2 separate regions of the Homo sapiens genome follow, and region 2 is linked to region 1. A link is an interaction called in ENCODE POLR2A ChIA-PET data of the cell type or tissue named here. Cell type or tissue: MCF 10A. All regions are shown on one strand.

Region 1 (4,000 bases):
TCTTTTTTTTTTTTTAAGAGTCTTTTTCTGTCACCCAGGCTGGAGTGCAGTGATGCAATCACGGCTTACTGCAGCCTCAACCTCCCAGGCTCAAATGGTCCTCCCACCTCAGCCTCCTGAGTAGCTGAGACTATAGGCACGCAACCACACCTGGCTAATTTTTCACTTTTTGTGGAGAGAGGGTCTCACTATGTTACCCATGTTGGTTTCAAACTCCTGAGCTCAAGCAATCCTCCCACCTTGGCCTCCCAAATTGTTAGGATTACAGGCGTGAGCCACTGTGCCTGGCCACCCAGATTCTTGTCTTGAACCTCTGCTCCTTTTTGTGTTTTCTTTTTTGAGAGAGGGTCTTGCTCTGTCACCCATGCTGGAGGCAGTGGTGTGATCATGGCTCACTGCAGCCTCAACCTCCCAGACTCAAGCAAGTGATCCGTCCATCTCAGCCTCCTAAGTAGCTGGGATTACAGGCGCATGCGACCACACTTGGCTAATTTTTCATTTTTTGTGGAGATGGAGGTCTCACTATGTTACTCAGGTTGGTCTCAAATTCCTGAGCTCAAGCAATTCTCATGCCTTGGCCTCCAAAAGTGCTGGGACTACAGGTGTGAGCCACTGTGCCAGGCCAAATGTCTGCTTTTGACCAGTGAGCCTGGCCACCCCTCCCCAGCCCTGTTGTGAGCCTCACTCCAGGCTTTGCTTGGCAGCTCGGTATTCTTTATGGTCCGAGACTCTGGCCCAGAGTGACCATGGATGTCTCACTGGAGTTCTAGGCCAGGGCCAGGACATGCAGGGATGCTGGGGCCAAAGGGACCCCCAAGGAAGGCAGGCAGAGAGGCAGATGTCTTTGCCTTCACGTCACCTGTAGCCTTTGCCTCAGCACTGGTGAGGTGACCATGGACCCTGCCAGGACACTGGTTTACCAAGCCCGAAGGGAACAGCTTGCTGGGAGATGTCTTCTCTGCACTCCCCAAGACCATCGCCCAGTGCCTGGAAAGCAGAGGGCGAACTCTGGCACTTTATGTATGTATTTATTTTTATTTTTTGAGACGGAGTTTCACTCTCGTTGCCCAGGCTGGAGTGCAATGGCGTGATCTTGGCTCACTGCAACTTCTGCCTCCTGGGTTCAAGCGATTCTCCTGCCTCAGCCTCCCGAGTAGCTGGGACTACAGGCGCCTGCCACCACACCTGGCTAATTTTTTGTATTTTTAGTAGAGATGGGGTTTCACCGTGTTGGCCAGACTGGTCTCAAACTCTGGACCTAAGGTGATCCGCCCACCCCAGCCTCCCAAAGTGCTGGGATTACAGGCATGAACACCGCACGCAGCCTCGCACTTTAATAGGTGACTTTAGGTAATAAGTAAGGACCCTTCCTCTGAGCAAATGGAGGGGCTTTGGCTCTCTGACATTGGCCTCATGAGGAAGGAAGTCTTTCCCCCAGATGTGGCTTGGTTGGGTGATGGCCTGGTCTGAATTACATTCTAGAGGCGGAACCGTCTTGGGACCCGCCCTCCTCCCTGACCCCGTTTTTTATCACTTCCTTTCTGGTTCACCAGTAACTCTGGCCACCTTTGCTTTTTCTCAAATCTACCAGACTTATTCCTGCCCTGGGGCCTTTGCACTTGCTATTCCACAGCCTGGACTGCTGGTCCTCCGGCTCTTCCTGTGGACCCCTCCTTTTCATCATTCCGGACTCGGTCAAATGTCCACTCCTCAGGGTGACCTGCCCCTACCACCACGGCTGGAGTTCTCTACCCCCCACCTTAGTCACCTTCTCTGGATCCTCTTCTTCCCTTCGCCTTCATCTGTACAGTCTGAGGTGGTCTTCTGTGTTTGATTGCCTCTTTATTTCCTGGGCACCATGAGAGCATGGTCTTTGTTGGCTTTTGGCTGTACTGTGTCCTCAGCCCTAGAACTGTGCCTGGCCCATCGCAGGTGTTCATTAAGTGTTTGCTGAGTGAGTGAAGTAATAATCTAGGGCTGGGCATGGTGACTCACACCTGCAATCCCAGGACCTTGGGTGGCTGAGGAGGGAGTATCGCTTGAGTCCAGCCTGGGGAACATAGAGGGACCTCATCTCTACAAGAAATACAAAAATTAGCCAGGCGTAGTGGCGTGTGCCTGTGGTCCCAGCTACTCAGGAGGCTAAGGCAGGAGGATCACTTGAGCTTAAGAGGAAGAGGCTACAGGGAGCCATGATCACGCCACTGCACTCCAGCCTGGGCAGTGGAGTGAGACCCTGTCTCAAAAAAGAAAAAAAACAATAAAAAGAATAATCTAATTTAGTTCTCACAACAAATTTGTGTGGGAGTGGAATAGAATGAAGGTGGTTGCAAATTGTTTGCCATTCCTTCTAGGGAGAAGGGGAGGCTCTCTCCTCAACCTGGGACTCTGGACTGAGCCTGTGACTCACTTTGACCAACAGAATTTGGTGGCAGAAATGAGGCCAAGTGACTTCTGAAGCTAGATCTTAGGAAGCCTTTCAGCTTCCACCTGGGTCTCTAGGAACACTGTCTCAGGGGAAGCCAGCTGCCATGTGGGAAGTCGGACTAGCTTGAGCCAGCCATGCAGTCAGGAAGCCCAAGCAGCCATGTGGTGCCAGACGAGTAAGTGCAGAAGCCATCTTGCACATCCAGCCTCAGAGGTGGATGACTATTGGCCCCAGCTGTCCTCACACTGTAGCCACACAAGGGAACTCTGCCCAGATGAGCCCAACCAGGGGACTCTACTGTGGGAGATAAGAAATCATTTTAAGCCACCAAGTTTTAGGGTGCTTTGTTACACAGCAATGGATAACTAGAACAAGTATGAACATTCTCTTCATTTTTTAAAGAAACCAAGGCACTGAGAAGTCAAGTGACTTACCCAAGGTCACTTGGCAGAGTGAGCATTCTGGCCTAGATTGTCTGCAAGGCCTGTGCTTTTCATTTGTAGGCTACACCACTCTGAAATTAATTCATATTTGCTTTTTCTTGTTTTTTTTTTTCCTTACAATACTGGTAGTCAGTATTAGGTTGACAGCTGGTCCTGAGAACTTCTTTCCTTCTCATTGTAGATTTTCATAAACAATGAATGGCACGATGCCGTCAGCAGGAAAACATTCCCCACCGTCAATCCGTCCACTGGAGAGGTCATCTGTCAGGTAGCTGAAGGGGACAAGGTGAGAACTGGTGACTTACCTTGGGGGAGGGATGGATTCGTCTTCTATTTTATACGTTTTTGTGTGGTGAAAGCTTTACCATATATGTGTATTACTTTCACAAGTAACAGATACCAGTGAAAAATTCCGAGTAAATTAATCAATAGAAACTTGTCTGCAGACAACGGTGTTAATTCACTTAGTGTAGAACTATAGACTTAGAAGTGAATTCGGCAAATATCTAATACAGTGTCTCCTTTCCAGACCTGGAAGTTGAAGGTCAGAGATGGAAACCTTGCTGGGTAGAATTTGGGTCTCCTAAGATCTAGCTCCTGTGGAGGTTTGAATTGTACAGACTGTAGGAACCAATCGAAACTGATAATATTCTGTTTAAAATTTTTAAATTAGACTCTTAGTAAAAATATTTTGTGTTTTTGGCCGGGCGCAGTGGCGCAGGCCTGTAATCCCAGCACTTTGGGAGGCTGAGGTGGGAGGATCACTTGAACCCAGGAATTTGAGACCAGCCCGGGGAAACATAGTGAGATACCATCTCTAAAGTAAACAAAGAAACAAATAAGTAATTTAAAACTAAGAAAATACAGGCCAGGCGCAGTGGCTCAAGCCTGTAATCCCAGCACTTTGGGAGGCCAAGGTGGGCAGATCATGAGGTCAGGAGTTTGAGACCAGCCTGACCAACATGGTGAAACCCCGTCTCTACTAAAAATACAGAAATTAGCCAGGTGTGGTGGCATCTCTTGAGTAATCCCAGCTACTCAAGAGGCTGAGGTAGGATAATTGCTTGAACCCGGGAGGCGGAGGTTGCAATGAGCCGAGATTGCGCCACTATACTCCAGCCTGGGCGAC
Region 2 (4,000 bases), 78 kb before region 1:
TTACGCTCCCGTCAACAGCATATGATGGTGCCGGTTTCCTCACATGCTTGCCAACTCCGAGACTGTGAAAAATGCTATATGCTTTAGCTCTAAAATTAAAGTATTTTTTGGATTGAGTTTTAAAAGTCTTGTTATTTTCAAAGGACATATACCAGATTGTTAACATTAGTTATTTCTGAAAGAAGATAGGACTGCTTGTCCTTTTACTTTCCTTCCTTCCTTCCTTCCTCTTCTTTTTTTTTTTTTTTTTTTTTTTTTAAGACATGGGGTCTTGCTCTATGTCCCTAGGCTGCAGTGCGGTGGCACCATCATAGCTCATTGCAGCCTCAAACTCCTGGGCTTAAGCGATCCTTCCACCTCAGTTTCCCGAGTAGCTAGAATTACAGGTGCAACCCATCACGCCAAGCTAATTTTTAAATTTTTTCTAGAGACAGGGTTTAATCATGTGGCCCAGGCTGGTATCAGACTCCTAGCCTCAAGCGATCCTCCCATTTTGGCCTCCCAAAGTGCCGGGATTATAGGTGTGAGCTACTGCACCCAGCCTACTTTCTTTTGCATAGTTTTCTATGAAATATATTGTCTGAAAAATTTTCAATGCACAGACACTACTTTATCAGAAAAAAACAACAAAGGTGTTTTAATTCCAAAACAAAAGCTATATGTAAAGTGTATTTTGTCTTAGATATATAATTATGAATGTTGTATGTATATATTTGCCCCCAGCATCTGTATTATAGACAGAAAAAGCAACTGTGGATGAGGAGAAACAGTCCTTGCACAAATGTTCCCAGTATTCTACAGATGCTGATGCTGATCCATCCACTGCCTTAGCTCTTTGTGGACAGAAATTTCCTTCTTGGCCAGGCACAGTGGCTCACACCTGTAATCACACACAGTACCTTGGGAGGCCCGAGGCAGGCAGGCAGATCACCTGAGGTCAGGAGTTTGAGATCAGCGTGGCCAACATGGCAAAACCCTGTCTCTACTGAAAATACAGAAATTAGCCAGGCTTGGTGGTGCACGCCTATAATCTCAGCTACCTGGGGGGCTGAGGCACGAGAATCAGTTGTACCTGTGAGGTGGAGGTTGCAATGAGCTGAGATTGTACCACTGCACTCTAGCCTGGGTGACTGAGTGAGGCTTTTTCTGAAAAAAAGAAGAAATTTGCTTCCTTATCCACAAAGACAGCATTTCAGGCGAACATTTCAGTGTACTCACTCCATGCTGTGAAGAATTACTATAGCCTATAGAAGGAAGGGCATGTTCTAGGGGCCACCAGGATCTGGCTTCTTCCTTCATGTGCTTCCATAGTCTCTGCCAGGTCCAGGTAAGTGACCTAACATATGGTCCAGTGAATATGAGATCAAGGAATAAAATTCATCATGCAGTGCCCGGAGTCCTCTCAAGCAACCACTGAGGATCTGATGCTTCACAGCAGTGTGCTCTCTGTTGTACACATTAGCATTGCTCTTCCTCTGGGGGTCTAAGGTTGAGATTTTGCATTTTGTGAATGTCTGCAAATTTCCAACAGCATCCACCCTGGCAGTACAGCGAGTCCGTAGGAACTGGTATGGTAATTTTCCTGAGCTCCCTAAACCCCAGCATGTATCAATGTATTCCACTTTTGCATATTTTGCTTCCTATAGAATGGGAGGTACAGAATCGTATCCCTTCTGGAACTATATTAAAGGCCTTGATGGAAGGTGGTGAAAATGGGCCCTGGATGAGATTTATGAGAGCAGAAATAACAGCAGAGGGTTTTTTACGAGAATTTGGGAGACTTTGCTCTGAAATGGTGAGTGGTAAACATACCTACATTTCCATATTTTTCTTTTTGCCTTGAGTAGTGGTTGCAACATTCATGTATAAGTTAGTTAAACTGAAAATAAAGTGAAACCTAATAACCCATTACATGTTTTAAAGTTATTTCTTAGGCCAGGCGCAGTGGCTCATGCCTATAATCCCAGCACTTTGGGAGGCCCAGGGGGTGGATCACCTGAGGTCAGGAGTTCGAGACCAGCCTGGCTAACATGGTGAAACCCCGTTTCTACTAAAAATACAAAAAATTAGCTGGCTGTGGTGGCGCACATCTGTAATCCCAGCTATTTGGGAGGCTGAGGCAGGAGAATTGCTTGAACCTCAGGGGTGGAGGTTGCAGTGAGCTGAGATCATGCCATTGCACTCCAACTTGAGCAACAAGAGCGAAACTGTCTCAAAAAAAATAATAATAAAGTTATTTCTTTCACCCCTAGGTGTTCAATGTTCAATTCATATATGAATAACTAAAAATATTCTTAGCCAGGCGTGGTGGCTAACACCTGTAACTTCAGCACTTTGGGAGGCTGAGACAGGAGAAGTGTTTGAACTCTGGAGTTTGAGACCAGCTTAGGCAACATAGCCAGACCTTGTCTCTACTAAAAATCAAAAAAATTAGCCAGGCATGGTGGTGCACACCTGTGGTCCCAGCTATTCAGGAGGCTGAGGCTTGAGCCCTAGGGATTGAAACTTCAGTGAACCATGACCGTGCCACTGCACTCCAGCTTGGGCAACGTAACAAGACTCTGTCTCAAAAAAAAAAAAAAAAAAATTCTTTACTAAGTTCCTCCAGCATATATTTTTTTAATGTTTTCTGGTGTATTATAAAGGATGTTATGAAGGATACGAATGAACAGCCAGATGACAAGATACCTGGGGGCAAAGGTTTTAGAGCCACTGTGCCCTTTCCAGGCCTGCCACCCTCCTCCCAGCACCTCCATGCATTCAGCAACCTGAAAGCTCCCCTCTAATAGATACTAAAACAGGAGCTGTCTACATAATGGCTTTGATAAAAAAGCTTTTTTAAAGCAATAATAATATTGAACATTTTTTCTGTACTGTGCACTGTTCTAAGCTCTTTATATAACTCATGTAACCACAATAGCTCTACTAAAATATAATTTAAAATATAGTAAGAAAAGTTCTGTAGGTAGATGGTGATGATGGTGATGGTTGCACGACAACACGACTGTACTTAATGCCACTGCACTGTGTACTTAAAAATGGTCGAGTGCAGTGGCTCACACCTGTAATCCCAGCATTTTGGGAGGCCAAGGAGGGCGGATCACCTGAGGTCAGGAGTTCAAGACAAGCCCGGCCAACATGGTGAAACCCCATCTCTACTAAAAATACAAAATTTAGCCAGGCGTGGTGGTGGGCATCTGTAATCCCAGCTACTTGGGAGGCTGAGGCAGGAGAATTGCTTGAATCTGGGGGGCAGAGGTTACAGTGAGCCAGGATCAAGATCACACCACTGCACTCCAGCCTGGGTGACAGAGTGAGACTCCATCTCAAAAACAAAAACAAAAAAAGGTTAAAATGGTAAATTTTGTGTTACATATATTTTCCACAATTTATATATATATATATATATAAACATATATGTGTATATGTAATAGTAAACTTTGAAAACATTATGCAAAGTGAAAGAAGCCAGTCAAAAAAGACTGCATGGTGTATGATTCCATCTGTGTGAAATGTCCAGAATAGGCAAACCCATAGAGATAGAAAGTAGATTGGTGGTTTTCTAGTACAAGGAGACTTTGGGGGAAATGAGGAGTGACTGTTAATGGGTACGGTTTACTTTTTTTTTTTTTAATTTTTTTTTTGAGACACAGTCTCACTCTGTTGCCCAGGCTGGAGTGCAGTGGAGCAATCTCGGCTCACTGCAACCTCTGCCTCCCGGGTTCAAGCGATTCTCCTGCCTCAGCCTCCCGAGTAGCTGGGACTACAGGCGTGTGCCACCAGCTCCAGCCAATTTTTGTATTTTTAGTAGAGACGGGGTTTCACCATGTTGGCCAGGATGGTCTCGATCTCTTGACCTTGTGATCCGCCCACCTTGGCCTCCCAAAGTGCTGGGATTACAGGCGTGAGCCACCACGCCTGGCTGGTTTGCTCTTTAGAGTAATGAAAATGTCCTAAAATTGATGGCAGTGATGGTTGCACAACTTTGTAAATATATTAA

What was found. ChIA-PET counts read pairs that join two places held together with the same protein. Peaks named below come from ENCODE experiments on the same cell type or tissue, not always from the same donor. Only the 100,000 strongest peaks of a DNase experiment are listed, where the experiment ranks them.
Region 2: POLR2A ChIA-PET joins it to region 1 with 7 read pairs; 3 of 35 experiments call an interaction of 5 or more read pairs at or near these places.

What each region holds. Positions count from the first base shown.
Region 1 is chr12:111,778,866-111,782,865 of GRCh38, forward strand. ALDH2 (aldehyde dehydrogenase 2 family member) reads left to right here. Exons shown (of 13, transcript NM_000690.4): 2 at 3,053-3,157. Among named protein-coding and RNA genes, the nearest start is that of ALDH2, 14 kb to the left of the region's middle. In MCF 10A, no CTCF peak of the experiment used is centred here; a DNase peak (open chromatin) is centred at 1,976.
Region 2 is chr12:111,700,516-111,704,515 of GRCh38, forward strand. ACAD10 (acyl-CoA dehydrogenase family member 10) reads left to right here. Exons shown (of 21, transcript NM_025247.6): 3 at 1,647-1,795. Among named protein-coding and RNA genes, the nearest start is that of ACAD10, 16 kb to the left of the region's middle. In MCF 10A, no CTCF peak of the experiment used is centred here; no DNase peak of the experiment used is centred here.